Regions from separate parts of the Homo sapiens genome. Here region 2 is linked to region 1. Evidence: chromatin loops called from intact Hi-C (ENCODE). Cell type or tissue: heart right ventricle. All regions are shown on one strand. Each heading gives the region's core, and the rest is flanking DNA. Links, peaks and the distances in the headings are about the cores only.

Region 1 (9,978 bases), core at 905-8,904:
AGCTGGGTTTTGGAATTGAGTGACTTCTGCCATTTACCAGGAAAGCATAGTTTGGAAGGCAGATGCCTAAGGCAGGCAGGGGGAAGAAAGATGGCAAATCCCATTTGGGGCAAGGTTTATGAGTATTATATGGGACAAGGGAAGCAAAGTAGAGAAGTCTGGAATATAAGGGAAGGGAAAGGCCAATCAATGCTTTTCAAACTCTCTGGGAAGGGCCACTGTCTTTTTGTTTGTTTCCATTTCCAATCCATTGTACAATACTACTGTGCACAAGGAATATGGAGCTTGGGCCACACACAACCGCCATGCAAGCTCAACAGCATACAGCTCCCAAACTTGTCAATAGCCTATTCAGTAAGAAAAAAATCTGTTGGTCACATGCTTGATGTTAAGGCAATGTCAAAAAGATCTTGCTTCCAACTTCTGTTCTTATCTCATCATGGACTGTATGAACCCACTTTGAGTAGCACTGGTCTGGACTTAAGTAGATGCATGTGGGTTGAAGGTACTGACTTGGAAGTTATCCCTAGAGGTGGTATGTGATTGCCGGGGGAATTGTTGAGGAGTGGGGGATGGGCAGCAGCCATCCAACCCTATGAAAATGCCAACATTTAAGACAGGGGTTCAGACTTCTTCTGTAAGGGCTCAGTTAATACTTTGGGCTTTGAGAGCAACATACAGTCTCTGTCACAGGCTACTCAACTCTGACCTGATAGAGCAAAAGCACCTTTACTGGGATTTCTCAACTTCAGCACTACTGAGATTTGAGGCCAGATAATTCTTTGCTTTGGGGAGTTGTCCTGTACACTGTAGGATGTTTAGCAGCATTCCTGGCTTCTACCCACTAGATGCCAGGAGCACACCACCCCCAGTCACGAAAACCCACAATATTCCCAGACATTGCCAAATATCGCATAGGGAACAAATATCACCCTCAGTTGAGAACCCCACTGAGCTGTAGACAGTACATAAATGAATAGGCATAGGTGTGTTCTAATAAAACTTTATCTATAAAAACAGGCAGGGGGCCGGATTTGGCCGGCCTGTAGCTTGTAGACCCTTGACTTAAGGGATGGTCAGAAAGAAAACTAGAAGAGCTTATTCAGTAAGATTTGAGGGCCTTCTGTGTCCCCAGCTCAAGAGGAGGCTCTGTAAGTGATTCAGCATAAAAAGGAGGAGAGTTTTCCCAACAGGAACACTCATGTATAGCCCTTTTGCTTACTTTATTCTTTTTGAGCTCACCAGCCACCTGGAAATATCAGGCATTAAAACCACAAAACAGGAAAACAACAAATCACATAATACAAGCCCTCCACAACCCCTAAGAAAACCCCTAAGCAAAGCAGTAGCAAGGTTGGATTACGTGAGGTGCATTCGAGTAGACTTCCTCCAGGAAGGAAGTGCATCTGGAGCAGGTCTCAGAGGATGTTGTGAATAGAGGCTGATGGTAAGAAGGTGGGAGAGCTTTCCATGTAGGGAACACAAGGTTCTTAGTTTCAGGTTAGGAGGGAAATGAAGTGTCAGTTAGGAAGCTAGGGAGCTATTGTCCCCAGTGAAAGCCTGTGATTGTTCACTGTCGCATGCAATGGGCTTCCTCTGGGAAAAGAATGAACAGCACTTAACACGATTTTCTAAGAACAGGATGTTTGTTTTTCTCCTCGAGGATGGCGGGGGGCGGGGGGTGGGGGGGGGGCTTTGTTACTTTACAATTCAAATCTTTTGACGTTTACCACAAGTCAAATTCCTTTTGAGATTCTTGTTGACAATAGCAAAAATACTGAAAAGTCCTAGTGAGTTAGAGATGGAGGGACCAGTGTCTAGGACCCTTCTTCTCATTTTTGGCTTCTGACAAGGTCAGGTTAGCATCTCCACCTCTCATCCGTGTTGCGCTCTTGGTGTGTCATTTCCTCTTGGTGCTGTCAGACTTCAAGATACATAGTCTTCAGGTTGGCAGTCCTTGAGTTATCAAATCGGCAGTGGCTACAGAATGCAGCTATGGCTGGAATCCTAGCTCCTCCACATTTTGGGTGATTGACTGGAGACACAGGCTTCATCTAAGACTGCTTCCTAAGAGGTATGCTCTGAGCATTACATGCCTGCCTGGCCCACAGAAAGCACTCATGCTAGCTAGTACTCTTCACAGGTGTAAATTATTTAGAGAACAAAGCATTTCAGATTTGTCACTTTCCAGAGAGCCTCTGTAGACTTGCTCTAGGGTTTGGCCCCCGGGAGCAAGTCAACCTGGCTCTCATGATGGAAAGTCTAGCAGGGGTTATGGATTTAACACTTGTGAATTTGAAGTTCACTGTGGGCCATGTGTTGTGGGAGGCAAAAGATGAATAAGCTCATGCCCACAGAAGAGCTTTCAGCCTAGTTAGAGGGAAATCATTCAACAAATATATTTGTAGTAACACATATACAAATAACGCAAGGATGTTGGTAGTGGAAGTAGATTGAGAGTAGAATGACGACTACCAGATTCCACATATAGCCAGTGCTGGTATCATACAGAAAAGCCATGTTTCAGCCCATCCAAGGAACGTGGATTATTGTAGACAGCCCTAGCAGGGTGGCAGAATAGCATGGAAGTCCTGTATTTGTCCCTTTACCCCATCAGAGAACTTGAGAATGTGGCCTAAAGGCAAATGGCTAGGAACTTTGCCCTCCAAGGTAGTATGGGTTAAATGACCATAATCTGAATTTCTGGACAGTGTCAGCTTATTATTTGGGATCATTTGAAATTACCATTACCAGAACTGGAGTACTGCATAGAATAATTGCTGACTTAAATATTAATATTTTGTGAGCAACTGAGAGCAAGTTCCTTGCTTTTGAGCAGAGATTAGAATGAATATCCTGGCTGAATACTGCTGAAAACTTCAGAGTCAAGTTCTCTTCCTGTATTGATATTGTCCTTGCAGCATCACAGACCAAGTCAGATCCATTAGTTATGGAAACACGTGAGCAGTTCACAGCAATGGCCTTATCAGAGATTCACATCCATGAAACTAGAGTGCCTGCCTGGGTGCTTCTGACCAGCCCTGGTGCCATGTACAACACGTCCTGATAAATGAACCAGGCATGAGAGGACTTGCCCTCCTCCTGCCTTGTTGTAACTGCCAGAGTTCTATGTCCACATTGAGTCTTCCCCAGTAACTCATTTTTATAGGAAAAAAGGTCCTAATGGCCTCTGTTCAAAAGTGCAGACTTGGTGCTATGTGAGGTGGACCTTCTGTCTTCCAATTTTGCTTCTAAGAGATCTTTCAAATTAGATCCCATAAAAATGAGACGTGTACACAAATTAGCACTGAGTCTCACATATGGTATTTGTGGGTCTGTATATAATCAGGGTTGTAAAAGAACAATAAATTCAAGCTGTAGCTGAATCACAAATGAAAGTCCTTTAAAATAATGGAAGGTGAGATGTATCAGACTTTGAATGGGTCTTTAAAATACCGCCTGCTCGTTCTGGCTAAGTTCATTTGCATAACAGAGCTCAGCAGCTGGGGAGCCAGCTAATAGAGTTTCATAGTCTTGAAGCTTAGAGCTATGTCCTCAGTTTAGATGATATGGGGAGAGGGTAAGAATCTAAAAATAGAAAAGGCATCTTCTTATCTTCTCAAATGGGTGGAGTTAAACAGACTGAAAATATGAAAAGCATCCCCTTCGGGTTACTGGGTGCTTCTGGTTACACTGATTTCCGCCTTAGAAATTCAGCATTGAACTTAAATGAAAATCTAACACTATGGGGTTTTTTTCCCCTTCAATTTTAAAATTATTCAGAGAAGCACTCCTACAGAGGTTTGTAAAAGGATTGACATGAGCGTCCACATTGTAGTAATATTTTAGTGTTTCTGATCCCAAAGATTGGCTGGTCATTTCTATATTAGTAAGAAGACTGCCGTGTTCAAAGAGAAAGCTTCTTCAAGGGAAAGTCCGTGTGCGTTTTTCTATGGAAAAGTGACATGGGACTACAAGGAAATTGGCAGTGATCGTGTTCCCATACAGGAAACTCAGAATAAATGGGAACGTGAACACCTCCCTTCACGCACTGTCAGGGAGGCGCAGGGTAACCGCCCTCCCCTCTGTGAGAGCTTCATCCCATGGCCATACTTGCTGTCCCCTCCCCACCCCAGCCCATTCCATCTTTTGAGAAACCTGAGCTGTTACTTGGAGGAGCCAAAATCTTTCCTTGTAGTTTCTGCTTGGTAGCTCTAGGGCCTCCCAGAACAAGTTAATTCCTTTTCATTACAATTAAATGAATCCTTCAGATCCCTTAAGATTAGTTTTCTCTTTCTATGAGTTCTCTTTAAGCTGCTCTATTCCTTCAGCCTCTTCTCACATGTCCTAATCGAGCTCCTTCACTTCCTCCCATTTGCCTCCCTCTGAACATGCGGGGACATGTTCCAGGTAGCCTTTATCCCTTCTAAATGTGGAGCCTAGGATCATGTTCTGGGCGCTTGGCACAGTGGAATTATTATCTTCTGGTTGGCAGCAGAGAGACATAGCCCACAGATGGTTGGGGGTAGGGAGGCGGCGGAGGGTACTTGGCCGAGTCATCATCCTCCCCTAGGACTGTTGGTTCCAACATGCAGGAGGAGTCGCTGGATACTCTGGCATGGGGCTCAGATGGTGCAGTAGTGCAGTGGTGCCGTGACTGGCCGCATAGTGCGACTGTGCTGAGGCAAAGCGAAAAGTGATCAGAAGCTGGAATGTCCCTGAAGGATGTGACAACCGAGCCAGAAAGGGGAAGTCGGATGCAGGCTCACTTCCTGCAAGGAGGAGAAAAGAACAGAGCCGCAGGTCCCTGGGGGCAGTAGCACCCCTCAACCCACCTGCCCATTTTTATACATGTGTGTTTTAAATTAACACTGCAACCTGTTTTGCAGGATGCAATTTTTTTTTTTTTTTACTTTTTCTCTCCACTAAGAATTAATCTAAAAACAATTAGTAGGCAAACCAAACATTCCTTTAAAATAAATGGAATTTTAAAAATATCCCAACTCCTTGGTTCTTTTCAGAGTCCTGTAAGTTGCCAGTGCATCAACTCTAAGTAACTTAGGAGCTGATTTTTCTGTCTGTCATTTTTTAAAACCGCTTGATTTTCCCTTCCTCCTGGCTGCTGCCCTGTTTTGATATTTTCAGCATCATTCTGTTTGCCAAAAAGATGGTAAGAAATGAAGCAAAGCACCGCTTCAGTTTTTTTCTTAACCAAATTATTTATTACTGCTGTGATTATTTCTATCATTATCACTGTCATTTACGCTTCAGTCAGTCACAAGAAACTAGAATTGTCTAGCCTAGTGCAACCCGGCTCTCTTCCTTCCTTATAAAAACCAGGGCCGTAGCTTCCTCTCCGGTCCTTTTGTGTATTGAAACTCTTGGATTTCTCACACAACCTGTAAGGGAGCATGTCCGTTCTCAGCAGCACTGTGCCCACCTGTCTGCCTGCCACATGTGTTCTCTCTGACCTGCCACATGACTGACTGGCAAGCTGGACCCTTTTGTTGGCAAATCTTTTCTCTCTAGTGCCCCAGGAACTAGAGCATTTGTTTTTAAAGGAATCTAACTTCTGAGATGAATGTTATCTCCAGTGTTATCTATGAAGGGAAAGAGGAACAAACCATGATCCAAGAACTAGGAGAAAGTTTGTGGAACTAGAAAGAAACCAGGAATAATTGTGGGAAGTTCAAATTTCAGGGTCAAGGTTTTTGAGAAAGGGCTAACTATAAGAACCTTTGTCTGTCTTTTAAGATTTAGGTAAGATAGTGGGAGTAGAGAAATGCAAGAAAACTAGAGAGCCAGGCATGGTGAGGCTCATCTGTAAGCCTAGCTGCTCGGGAAGCTGAGGCAGGAGGATCACTTGAGGCCAGGAGTTCAAGACCAGCCTGGGCAACATGGCAAGACCCCTTGTTCTAAAAAAAAAAAAAATTGTTTTTAATTAGCTGGGAATGGTGTTGTGCACCTGTAGTCTCAGCTACTCAGGATGCTGGGGCAGGAGGATGGCTTGAGCCCAGGGTTTCGATGCTGCAGTGAGCTGTGATCATGCCACTGCACTCCAGCCTGGGTGACCACATGACTTGACCCTTGGTTGCAGGAAAGGGGTTCAAGATGAGGAAAGGACAGACACGAGTGAATGTGCTCAGCACCCTCAGATGGCTCAGTGCCCACAGGTTAATGCTGGTGTTGAGAGTTTTGACTGAGACAGAAAGCTAAAATTCTCTCATCTGGGTTGTGGAACACCCAGGAGGGCCCGCTCCCTAGTTGTAGTCTGGTAATTCGCTTCCGGCCTGTAAGCCTTTCCTGTTTAGCTCCTCCTTTTCTCTTTTCCCAGCATCCCTTCCTCCAAGCAGATCCTTCTTCCTTCTGGGCAGAACGCAAAGCCCTGGGGTTCCCCTGACTCATGCTGACTGTTCTGATGTGTTGGTCATTCACCAGCAGTCTCCTGGAACCCAGGTGTCTTCTATTTTCTTTTTTTTTTTTTTTTTTTTTTTTTTTGAGAGGGAGTCTTGCTCTGTCACCCAGGCTGGAGTGCAGTGGCACGATCTTGGCTCACTGCAAGCTCCGCCTCCCGGGTTCATGCCATTCTCCTGCCTCAGCCTCCCAAGTAGCTGGGACTACAGGCGCCTGCCACCAGGCCCGGCTAATTTTTTGTATTTTTAGTAGAGACGGGGTTTCACCGTGTTAGCCAGGATGGTCTTTATCTCCTGATCTTGTGATCTGCCCGCCTCGGCCTCCCAAAGTGCTGGGATTACAGGCTTGAGCCACCATGCCCGGCCCCAGGTGTCTTCTTAAAATGATGAGGAGGGATGGGATTTCAAGTCATGGCATATAGGCCCATTCCATCATCAAAGGTTATCTGTGTGTGTCACTAGTCACCCTTGCACAAGTTGCTGTCCTCACGGGCCCAGGCGATTCCACCTGCCTGCACTTCCCTCCTCGCTCATGCCCTGGCCAGCAGCTCCTCCTGCATCCTCTCCCACCTGTTGAATTTTCTCACTTTCCTTTCCGACTACAAATGTTTCTCTTCTGAGATCTCTTCCCTTTTACAAAGTACAGATCCATGCTGCCTCTTTGGTGAAGGCCTGATCACAGAAGCAAAAAGTGATCTGTCCCATAGCCAGGGTCAGGGGAGACGTGGCTCAGGCCTTTTGTGAAGTCTTCATATACCCACACACTGCCATTGCAGATGCTGCTTTTAGACACATTTTCCTGATGTTTGTGTTATGATCAGTAACTCATAGTAGGCTTTTCAGGACCTAACAGCCATGTATAAAATTGGCTCTCCAGGAAAGCCTAATCTGAGCCCTGCATACACATTTATATATTTGTGATTTAAAAAAAAATAGCCAGTTCATTAACATGATTTGAAAATCCAAAATCATAAAAGGATAGTGAAATTTCTTTGCCACCCTGTTCCCCTTCCATCTACTTCCCCTCTCTGTGGACAGTCACTATTATTACTTGTGTGTTTCCAGAAATACTCTATAGATAAGCCAGTACAAATATAAATACACGCATTTGCACCTCTTTTTTTTTCCTTTGATGATGTACATCTTTGGGCTCTTCTCGGATGAGCATATTAAGCACTTCTTCATCCTTTGTTAGATCTGAGTAGTATTTATTTGGAAGGATACGCTTAACTGAACCAGTCCTCCATAGGTGGACAATTAGGTTGTTTCCAACTCTTGACTGTTATAAACTGTGCTGGTTTGAACAGCCTTGTTATTTCTCTGTGAGTTGGGTAAATCCCTATAAGTGCAATCTGAGGTCAGAGGGCATATGATTTGCAGTTTTGATAGATATTGCCCCACTGCCTCTACTGAGTTTGGACCTGTTCATACTTCAACTGTCAGTGTATGCAGGGCCTGTTTCCCATCCTCATCAGCCCAGCACATTGCCACACATTTGTGTTTTAAACAGGCTTTGGAATGCACCCCTTTCATAATTAGGGAGCAGACAGAATTCCCAGGGAGGGTGCTCATTAAATATCATGTCAAGACCTCAAAGCTCAGAGCCCAGCCATGTGGCTTCGTGCTTGGTAGCCATGCAGCCTTGGCAGAGTGGCTGGATATCAGTTCGTCAGTAGTGATCCATTTGTAAAATGAGGATAGTCACAGTAACAGCCTCATGGCTTCCTCAGCTAGTCCATGTCAAGGGTTGGAACAATGCTCGGTACATAGAGAAGCCCTCAACAAATACCGACTTGTATCAAGTGCTGCTGGTACCCAGGAGATGCTCATACCCTCTCCAGGAGCAGCCACTTCTTGCTAGGGAAGAAACTATCCCATTAGGTTTCTGCCTAAGTAAGTAATTGGCAAAGATTTTGAAAGAGCAGTGAGCCCAGGAAGCAGAAGGGGAAACTGATCAAGCTGCATGGACTTAGCCCAGAATGTTCAGAAAGGAGAGAGAAGGAAGTGGTCAGTTCGAGAAATTATGGGCATTGGATTATCAGCGTTGGATTGACTCTCCTGGGATCAATCATGGTTGCCCCTGAGCTGGGGAGGAAGAGAACAGATGCAATAGAAGGACTAGATCAGAGCTGCCAGATACTTTCCCAGCAGCACAAACGTCAACTTACCTAGAGTTGTAAAACTGACATTTTGCCCAAAATTCTTAACTTTCAGGGTATTTGGGAGCTGTTAGGATTGGCAATTCAGATTCAATTCAAATTATTTTTTTCTATAGTCCTAGAAGCCTATGCCCCATCATGCAGTAAATATGATGTAAATATTTGTAGAAAGAAAGCAAAATGCCTCTGAAGGTATCTTCTCCAGTATCTCCTACTCACCAGAATCTCACTACAGCTTAGGTAGCCTCCCCACCAACCCTTTTCTTGCCTTTTTCTTTGCTGCTTCCCTCCAACCTTTGCCTCCATGCCACCGACATGAAGCCCCACTTCAAGCAGGATGAGTGAGCCTCTGGTTGGAGGCCCCTGGTGCTGGTGCCTGTGGCTGGGCAAGGACTGACCAAAGGCTGGGGCTTGACGAGCATCTTGCTCCCTGGTGGGTGCCCAGCCCCCACCAGCCTACCGACTGGGCCCTCCCTCCCCTGCACCCTCAGCAGCACACACTTTCTCCCCCTTTGCTCTTCCTCCTCACTGTCCCAAATCCTTGTTTAATTCAAGGGTGTATGTGAATGATCCAGTCAGAGTGGCAGGGAACTGCTCTCTGGCTACATTTTCATGGGATTTTTTTTTTTTTTTTTTTTTTTTTTTTTTTTTTTTTGAGACAAGGCCTTGCTAGGCTGTAGTGCAGTGGTACAATCATAGCTCTCCGCAGCCTTGAATTCCTGGGCTCAACCAGTCCTCCCACCTCAGCCTCCCAAGTAGCTAAGACTGCAGGTGTGTGCTACCATTCTCAGCTAATTTTTTAAGAAAGTTTTTGTAGAGATGAGGTCCCATTATGTTGCCCAGGCTGGTTTCAAACTCCTGGACTCAGTCAGTCCTCCTGCTTCAGCCTCCTGAGTAGCTGGGACTACCGGCGGGTGCCCCCATGCCCAGCTAATTTTTTTTTCATAGAGACAGGGTCTTGCTATGTTGCCCAGGCTGACCTCAAACTCCAGGCCTTAAGTGATCGATTTTTTTTTTTTTTTTTAAATAATTGGAACCCCCTGCCCTGGGACCTGGCCTTGCATAACCCTGCCTCCATCAGCTGACCCCAGGCAGCCCTGGCATGCCCTTGAGTTGTGGTGGACACGCTGTATCTTTCCATGGCAGCTGCCTTCCTGGCCGTGTGTGCTGAGGACACCACTCCTGTGGGCAGCTGTTCCTCAGGCCACCCAGCTGCTCCTGCAGGCAGTCAGCCACACTGTGCCCAAAGGGCAGGGAGGCCACCTCTGAACAGCAGGGGGCCCGAGGCCAGGACTAGGCATTGTACACTCATACAGGAAGGAAGTTCTGATGTTTTAACAGGAAGAACATGGGCTTCAACTTTTGTTACCACAACAAGACCCAAATTAGAGCTAAAACTATGAGAA
Region 2 (9,978 bases), core at 702-8,701, 150 kb after region 1:
TCTCACTCTGTTGCCCAGGCTGCAGTGCAGTGGTGCAACCTCAGCTCATTGCAATCTCCACCTCCTGGGTTCCAGTGATTCTCATACCTCAGCCTCCTGAGTAGCTGGAACTATAAGCACGCACCACCATGCCCAGCTAATTTTTGTATTTTTAGTGCAGCCAGGTTTTCACCATGTTGCTCAGGCTGGTCTCGAACTTTTGGCCTCAAGTGATCCACTCACCTTGGCCTCCCAAAGTGCTGGGATTACAGGCAAAAGCCACTGAGCCTGGTCATGCCTTTACATCTATTCATATATACACTTTATTCATCAATCTGTCTTATTTTTTGGTATATCTCAAAGGAAAGTACAACAGTACAGTTTCCCTTAAATATTTTGTATGCAAATCATTAGAGTTCAATATTTCTTTACAATTTTTTCTTTTGATGGAAAATTTACATACAATGAGATGCAAAAATTTTAAATTATACTTGTTAAGTTTCAACAAATATATACATCTGTGTAACCCAAGTTCATATCAAGAAACAGAACATTACCAGTAAGTTATTTCAGGACCCACCCCAGTCAATCCCCTCTCCCACTCCACACCCTCAAGAGGAAAGCACTATTCTGATTTTTTCACCATAGATTAATTTCACCTATTCTAGAACCTCATATATATAGAATTACACAATATATACTCTTTTGGTCTTGGCTTCTGCCACTCAAAATAATGCTTTTGAGAATCAGCCTATTGTTAAATATAGTTCATACCTTTCATTGCTGAGAAGTATTCCGTTTTATGAAAATACCACAACTTGTTTTTCCATTCTCTTAATAATGGACACCTGGATTGTTTCTAGGCTTTGGTTATTATGAATGAAACATTCATGAAAATTCCTGTACAAATGTTTTTTGCCAATACAGTTGACCCTTGAACATCTTGGGGGTTAGAGGTGTCCACCCCCCCATGCAGTTGAAAATTTGCATATAACTTTTGACTCTCTAAAAACTTAACTACTAATAGACTACTGTTGACTGGAAGCCTTATTGATAACATATACATTCTATTAACACATATTTTGCATGTCATATGTGTCATATACTATATTCTCACCATAAAGTAAGCTAGAGAAAAGAAAATGTTATTAAGAAAATTATAAGGAAGAAAAAATACATTTACTATTCATTAAGTGGAAGTGGATCATCATGAAGGTCTTCATCCTCATCGTCTTTACATTGAGTAGGCTGAGGAGGAGGAGGAAGAGAAGGGGCTGGTCTTGCTGTCTCAGAACTGACAGAGGTGAAAAAGATGGAGAGGTAGAAGGAAGGTAGGAATACTTGGCATAACTTTTATTGAAAAAAATTCACCTATAAGTGGACCTGCACAGTTTAAACTCATGTTGTTAAAGGGTCAACAGTATATATTTTCATTTCTTTTGGATAAATACCCAGAAGAGGAATTGCTGGGTCCTAGGGTAGGTATATATTTCATTTTATGAGAAACTTCCAGACCTTTTTCCCAGAGTGAATATACCATTTACACTTTTACCAACAATGTATGAGGTTTCCAATTGCTGTGTTTCCTTTTTTTACTACTATTATTTCTGCTCTTATCTTTTTAAATTCCTTTCTTCTACTTTACTTTGGGTTTCCTTCACTCTTCCTAGCTTCTTGAAGTGTATCCTCAGCTATTGATTTTAGGCTTTTCATTTTTAATATAAGCATTTAAAGCTATGAATTTCCCTGTGAGCATCGCCTTAGCTGCTTCCTGCAAATTTTGATATATTGTATTTTTATTTGCTTTTAATTTAAAATATTTTCTAATTTATTTTGTGATTTATTTCATCCATAAATTATTTAGATGTGTTTAATCCAATCTGTTGATGGTTTCCTAGATACTTTGTTATTAATTTACAAGTAAATGCCATTATGATCAGAGAATACACTGTATATAATTTCAATCTTTTTTAAATTATTGAGGCTTGTTTTATGGTTCAACATGTGTTGTATCCTGATGAACATAACTGGTACACTTGAAAAGAATGTTTACCAATCAGTATTGAGGTATAATGTTTTATAAATATCAATCAGATCAAGATGCTTGATAGTCTTGTTTAGATTCCCTATACCTTTACTGATATTTTGCAGTGTTTTTTAATTATTGAAAGAGAGGTGTTTTTTGTTTGTTTGTTTGTTTGTTTGTTTTAGAGAAAGGATCATGCTCTGTCACCCAGGATGGAGTGCAGTGGCACAATCACAGCTCACTGTAGCCTCCAACTCCTGGACTGAAACAATCCTCCCTCAAGAGTGGGGTTTTAAACCTTCAACTATAATTTTAGAATTACCTATTTTTCCTTACTTATTTCAATTTTTACTTCATGTATTTTGAAGTATAATTTTAGAATCACCCATTTTTCCCTTACTTATGTCAAATTTTACTTCATGTATTTTGAATTCCAGAATGTGTTTTGTAACTTTTTGTTTTCCAAAATGGATATAATCGAGTATTCTTACCGAAATGTTTAACCTGAATCTTATCAAGCCTTTAGATCTACCTAATTTCCTACCCTGAAGAGGAACAAGTTGAACAACAGTATGCAGGAACAATCAGGCACATCCAGAATAAGAAATGCTCTATGAGATAACTGGCCTGATATTTTCAGAACATCAATGTCATAAAAAGGGAGAGATTAGGAGTACTGCTCTACCTTACAAAACTTAGGAGATATGTCAAGTACATATAAGCTCTCTTCTTTAGGCAGCTGATCATTTTTGCATATAGAACCAAGACTTGAAAGACAGTGATATAAATGTTTCACTTTGAATATTAGAGAATTCAATACTAGAGAGAAAATGTAACCAGATTATATAGTACTGAGTGTACAAAGAAGACAGGCTCATTGAAGGCAGGAAGATAACCAGATCCTAGAAGGGACCCTTTAGCAATTTCCCTGCTAGAATCCCTCAAGCTAGACTGCAGCATCAGAGTGTATTGGAACTTTGTGTAGTGGGCTGGAAGTAAAGAAAAGGAATTCTCACCGTAGTCATCCAGGCCATAATTCTGACTTCGTTGAAGCCACCAACCATAGAAGAAAGCAAACTTGTTCACGTTTGCTGCTCCTAGCTTGGTTTTGGTAATGTATGTTGTGATGTGCTTCCCAGATCCCCACTTCAGGAATGAAGAATTGCTTTCCACCTGCTGGGAAGATTGTAAGATGACAGCCCTCTGCAGAGGGCCCTCTCCAGGAACTGCCCCAGCTGAAGGCAGCCTGTATTCAATGACTGGATAAAGAACTAGCCCCTAACTCCAAGTTGGTACAACTCTAAAGGAGCCTCAGAGCTCCCCATGGGGTGGCTGAGCCTTTATTACATGGAAGCACAGCCAATCCTTCACCTGCCATGTCCTCATTGTCCCATGCCTTCCACACTTGTTGAGTCAAAGAATACTCTCTGGTACCCTTCCTGTGAGCTGATCACCATCTCAGAATCAGCTTTCTGGAGAATCCAAGCCTGCAGCAAGGTTACACACCAATTACCTTTGGAGAGCTCACAATGCTTTCATCATTATTTCTATAGCAACTGAATTTACTCTGATTTTGGAGAAGGGGAAATTGAGGCGCAAAATTTCTGTGACTTGCCTGAGATTATCTGAGATGTCAATATTGTGCAAAGGCAGTGTGCCAAGGCGTTCTCAAGAACCATGTAAGTATGCTGCCAAGTTTTCATCTATGTATAAAGTTTATTTTTACTACAACAGAGTAAAACACACCATTCCAGCAATGTGTGCCAGATGGAATGTGGGTTTGTGGGGTCGGGTACAGCACAGGGTATAACAAATTTAGAATGTGTTAAGAAGCAGCGTACTCAAAGAAAGATAGTATGTTTACTAGAAATGTGATATGCTCGCCTCATGCGTATATAAGAGAATGTGGGCAGGACAGTAAATCTACTGAAATAGCAACACCATGCTGAAGGGAGACAGTGACTATAGCAATAACTGCGCATGGTTTAAGGAACACTGCAAATATGATCTTACCATAGGAGTAGTTACATTGATGTTTTAGCTGCCCAGTGTGTTTGGGGGTTTGCTATCAAAATGTCGAGTATTCAAATATCTGCACTGAATACAAAAAATGTTTGAAGAACCTGAGCTAGGGATTAGAATTTAGAAAATCTGGGCTCCCATGAATCCTATCTTTACCCAATTATGTTAAAACAGAGACTAAATATCACTTGTAATACCCCAAGTTGAAAAGCCTGTGCTGTTTTCTCATAAAATCAAGCATATTAGCATTTGAATCATGTTAAACATAGGATTGCTAATCAGAAGAGAAGATAAATGAAAGGGGAATGTTTATGTAAAATAGAAAGCCAGCATGTTGATGTCCCTGGATCTGCTCGACATAAAGATGCACACCCAGACAGTGAATAAAAGCATGGCACCTCATTTTGACAGTGTCTACACTGGCTTTCTATTTTCTTTTCTCTTTAAGTTTGTGGCATATTCTCTGCCAACCGCATTCCCCCAGCAGAGCCTCTCAGCTCAGCAGCACAAAGCCTTCTTTGTGCCCCTTCTTTGTGTGAAATATTGATAAGCCTGAAAGAGTCAGATGATGAAGGTTTCTGGTTTGTTTGGGCTTCGGTGAGATCCCAATTTCAAAATGTCCATGGCTAGGCCTCCAGAGTCAAATATGAACTGCTGTATTTTATAATTTAGGGGTAAATCTGAAACTGTTTTTACACTCAAGCAGAAAGTCTGCTCTCCAACATCAAGAAGGGTTGCGGTAATGATCCTGAGTTCATCACATAACCACACAACTCCTTATTCCATGCAAGCTAGTGAAAAGTCACAAAACTCACTTTCAGGTCTTGCTTTTAAAAATATTTAAAACCAAAGGAACTATTTTAAGTCTGAAGCCAAAAGTTAAGGAGCATTTTAATTCTCTCACTTCTTATCGGCAGCACCTCTTGGTTATTCTTCTCCTAACAGGCTCATAATTTTCATTAACAAGGCTGGCAGCTCTGACTTTGCCTGGAGGGGAATGTAACCCAGAGCAGCTGACAAGAGCTTGAAATTCTCTGGTTTTTGTCACTTGCTATTAGAATCACAGCCTTTTCTAAATATAGGATAGTGAGTCATATTAAACGGTGACCTGATTGCAAAGCCTCATCAAGTTTGTCTGGGGGTGCAATCAACAACACGTCGGACTGTAAAGGTCAACAATGTTAACATTTCAGAGCCTCCTCCTGGTTCAACACTGCAAAAGAAAATGGCATTGTCAAGTAGGCTTTATTCACAGGACAGTATACAGATGTGTGTTCACATGGATTTTTTAGCTTCCTTTTCCACTGCACACAGTATAGTTTATGGATTCATAGCGTATACATATGTCAACTTGTGGCTCTCAAGGATTAATTTCACTTTATCCAATATGTTTCTAAACCTCTTAGGGAATTCGTGGTTTAGTGCAATGGGCTGACATAGCACTAATTTAATTCAGATTCTGTTTTCATACTGTCACAATTTTAACTATTGCAGCATTGTTTGTGGAAATTCAGATACGGTTATTTAATGAAAGAAAAGTGACAAAGAAGACACTCTTTTGGTATCTTTGATTACAGCCTAGCCCTCACCCTTCCTATCCAGCAGGTCATCAAGATCTAGAAGATCCTAGTTCAATCCAGCAGCTGCCATCTCCACCCCCTCTCACTGCTGTGACCTTAATCCAGATCTCTTAAGCTTTCCTCGGGGTTCTTACAGTACCTTCCTCCCTCCTCTCTTCTGCCAGAGTCTCTCTGCCTTGCAATCATGATTCCTTCTAAACTGATCTCTTCATTTACTACCTTAAAAACCTTCCTCGATAGGCATCCTTTGCCTATAAGATAAAAGAAAAAAAAAAGCATGGCTTCATGGAAAGTGCAAAAAAGTTCGGGCTTCATAATGCTACTTAAATGAGTGAATTCACTGCAGTCTACAGCCTTGTCCTCAGATTCATAGGCTCGAAATTCAATCAGTATCACAGCAGCGGACCCACATAATCTAAGCCTGCAAAAGTTATATAAGAACCAAAATTGTCAGCATATTAATTTTCATGGAAACATACCTGCTAAACAAGTCCTAATCCTCATCTTGGCCTGAGACTCATATTCCTCCTCCAGAAAAAGTTACATGAGTAACCCCTTTATAATAAGATTCTTTACAGCCACAGAATTAGCTCAAGGAGAGTTAGTTGTTTGGCCATTTGGGGCCTTGAGAATCATGGTTTGGGCTGTGATGAACAGGTACATGCAGCAGATACAAGGAATGCTCTCTCATGACACCAATTCATTGGTCTTCTATTTTCTACAATCCAGGCTGACCAGTTCTCTTCTGTTGGCCAAAACAGTGGATCGAGTTCCCATGTTTTGCACAGAATCCACGTCACCTCCCTGAGATTGCATATCCCTTGGAATTCTGGGAATTCCTAAACTCTTCAGTAACAAACTCCCTGATGGGCCCAACTGGCTTTTGCTTTACTCTCTCAGTTAGCTGAACACATTCCATCTACGTCCTCCCAGTGAACATCTTTATTCCCCAGTTCTTTTCCTGCTGCCCTTTAAAACCTGGCCCCATACTGCCTTATCCTCACTGTTCCCACACATACCATTCCCTCCAGCCACACCGAATTCTTCGCCTTTCTCCTTTCATGCTGGATGAGTAGACTCCTTCTGTTATAAGCCACAGAAACTAGCTCTAGCTAACTTCAGCAGAGAAGGGATTTACTGGGAGTAGATGGGGTAGCTTACAGCATTGGAGGCAAAACTGAAAAACCTGTTTTTTGAAAGGATAGAAACTAGGGCAGAGCTGAGGACTTAACAGGAACAGCTGGACATCTCTTCGGAAAGACACCATGAGATGAATCATGTCCTATCATTTTCTATACTGTTCAAGGATAGGAATTCCACATCCCACACTTTATCTTACGAAAAGCAAGGCACCTTTATGGACAGACACCCAAGACAATGCAGAATGAGAGAAAAATACTTCTCAAAAAAAAAAAAAAATCAGGACCTGGGACTAATATATCACAGCAAAGGATATGGGGAGCCAATTGATTGAAAGTGCATAAACTGTGGAACCAAAGCATGAAGTGGGGCCTAAAGACCCAGAGTGCAAAAACGCTCAAGTGTACAAGGAATCTGAAGGCCAATCAAGTGCATGAGGAATTTGAAGGTCAAAAGAGAAAATGCCTAGAGAGGCAGCACACTGTAAAGAAAGATCAAGGGAGAAATGAAAGGAGAGAAAAGAATGAACATTTTAGGGTATGAAAGTGATTTGTAGAAATCTTACATGGTAGTAAGAAAAGTATAAGAATTCATAATACATAAACACTTCATAACAAAAAAAATTGGAAGATTGAGTGGATTTAAAGGAGTCCTATTCAAATTCAAAGAATTAATGTTTGCATCTGTGTCTAAAGTCCCAGCTCTGCCTAAACAACTTCACAACACAAAATCCAGCCTGGCTATTCCTCCAGACACTAGCTTTCCGTGCTTCAGCAATATAAGCCTGTTTTTATTTTCTCAAACACCAGCTCCCTCCTGCCTCAAGGACTTTGCAACTTTGCATGTATGGTTCCTACATGGTTCCTTCTGCTAACATCTTCTTCCCCTCCTGTATTAGTTAAGGTTCTCCAGAAAAATAGAATCAATAGGGGGATATAGATACATCTATATCTCTCTGGCTTTCTGTGTCTACCTATGGAGAGAGAGGGGAGGGAAGGATGAGGAAGAGAGAGAAAGAGGAGATTTATTTTAAGAAAATTGTACGGGCTGGCAAGCTACAAATCCACAAGGCAGGCTGGAAATGCCAGCAAGAGTTGATATTCCAGTCTTGAGTCTGAAGCAAAGGCTGGAAACTCAAGCAGAATTTCTGTGCTGCAGTGTTGAGGTGAATTCGAGTTCCTTTCTCTTTGCGGGGTGAGGAGGGAAACTCAGTCTTTGTTCTCAAGGCCTTCACTTGATTGCATGGAGTTGACCCACATTATGGAGGTTAATCTGCTTTACTCAAAGTCTACTGATTTAAATATTTTTTGGTTTCTGGTTTTTTTTCCGAGACAGAGTCTTGCTCTGTCACCCAGGCTAGAGTGCAGTGGCACGATCTCGGCTCACTGCCACCTCTGCCTCCTGGGTTCAAGCAGTTCTCCTGCCTCAGCCTCCCAAATAGCTGGGATTACAGGTGCCTGCCATCACGCCCGGCTATTTTTTTTTTTTTTTTTGTATTTTTAGTAAAGAAAAGGTTTCACCATGTTGGCCAGACTAGACTCAAACTCCTGACCTTGTGATTCACCCGCCTCAGCCTCCCAAAGTGCTGGGATTACAGGTGTGAGCCCCTGCGCCCAGCCTACTGATTTAAATGTCAATCACATCTAAACAAATGAAAAACCTACAACATCTAGATTGGTGTTTGACCAAACAACTGGGCACCATTGCCTACCAAGTTGGCTCAGAAAATTAACCATTACACCTCCTCTTCCTGTCTCTTTACCCACCCACATCTGCATTGGGCTTGATTAACACCACCTCCTTCATGTCTCACCTCAAACCTCAGTCCCCCAAGGAAGACAGGTAAATATATTCTAGCTCTGTTATTCCTTTTATTCCTAATCTCAAGCACAGTAAAGTTAAGAAGGTCCATTTTGGGTACAAAGAACCTCCTCGCAGTGGTGAATAGACATCCCTGGGGTCAGCAGGCAGAGATTCTGTGACGGACTGAAGCTCTCAAGAAAACATCTTAAAACATGTGGAATGGAGAATGCTATTACCCTAGGAATCATCTAAATACATACAGTTTTTCACGGATAATGGATTTGTTAAGCATGCTTGGAATATTCTCCATCTTAAATAGCTATGCATAATTGCAATATTCATAAATTACTATACATTAGCAGACTAAGCAGACACACTGCAGTCAAATTAACTCATTAACCCTTTCCAGAACTCTGATCCTATAAGGTTGAGACCCAGGAAAACTGAATTGATATAACCATAAATATAAATCAAAAAACATAATAAGCTTCCTTCCTAAACAAAATACCACCAACCTTCTTTTTCTTGTGATGATTTTCTTTGATGAGCCAAAAGACACTCTGGGACAAAGATAAAGAAGCAAATATGTATATATCATGTAGTTAGAAGAATCTTTTATCCCTTTTAGTATCTTCCACATATCCTCCCAGCCCATCCTTGACTTTCTCAAGGTAAGTTTTTACAATCTCTCCATTTTCTCCTGCTGTCTTTGTCCAACTTGCCCTCTCTGATTTTAGATAATAGGAAGGCAAGATATCACGAGTCAAGCAAGGCATAGACAATATATTACTTATGCTATATTTAAATAGTACACCTGAAAATTCATTTTGGACACCATTATTAATAATAAAATGCTTAATATGCACTATAATATTCATTTGAAAACAAAGGCACACTAGACACAGATGAGACAATGAACAAAATACATAAACAGGCATGGACAGTACAGTACTTTTTCTTGTGATGCCAAAGAAATAAAAGCCTATCTCTGTCTCTACAATCCCTCTTGGAGTTGGAGATAGGAGAAGACAACCAGTAATTAGACTGGGATTGCTAGAAATTCAAGACAATATATGAGACTGTTCATTGTGTGCACAGATTGATTTCTAAACTCAAGGATGTCTTAGGTCAGTGGAAATGGACATGACAACTTCTTGTAGGGGGTTCAGAGGAGAATGGCCAGTCAAGTCAAACGAAATTTTTAGACGTGGATGTCAGAAGAGAGCTACAGATGACAGTGTTGAGCTAGAAGGAAGAAGAGAATCAGACAAAGTGTGAGGCTAACACCAGGGCTGTCCTTACACACCTAGCTGCAGAGAAAACACATTTCTAGGATGACCAGAGAGGGAAGTATAAGAAATTCAGGTGTGGAGGGTCTTGATTTTCCAAGTGTTTAAATGAAATCTAATGAGCAGCAGCACACCAGCC

Evidence for each region. Peaks named below come from ENCODE experiments on the same cell type or tissue, not always from the same donor. Only the 100,000 strongest peaks of a DNase experiment are listed, where the experiment ranks them.
Region 2: a loop joins it to region 1, with 2.2 times the contacts of the local background. A loop is called at or near these places in 2 of 110 quality-filtered maps.

The regions. Positions count from the first base shown.
Region 1 is chr2:37,648,695-37,658,672 of GRCh38, reverse strand. The region is part of intron 1 of CDC42EP3 (CDC42 effector protein 3); the gene reads left to right. Among named protein-coding and RNA genes, the nearest start is that of CDC42EP3, 18 kb to the left of the region's middle. RefSeq lists enhancers at 1,196-1,701, 2,148-2,267, 3,665-3,724, 4,392-4,601, 6,224-6,413. In heart right ventricle, for the core only: no CTCF peak of the experiment used is centred there; a DNase peak (open chromatin) is centred at 4,602; H3K4me3 peaks cover 2,369 bases; H3K27ac peaks cover 8,000 bases.
Region 2 is chr2:37,501,769-37,511,746 of GRCh38, reverse strand. No RefSeq gene overlaps it. Among named protein-coding and RNA genes, the nearest start is that of LINC03063, 56 kb to the left of the region's middle. In heart right ventricle, for the core only: no CTCF peak of the experiment used is centred there; no DNase peak of the experiment used is centred there; H3K27ac peaks cover 4,621 bases.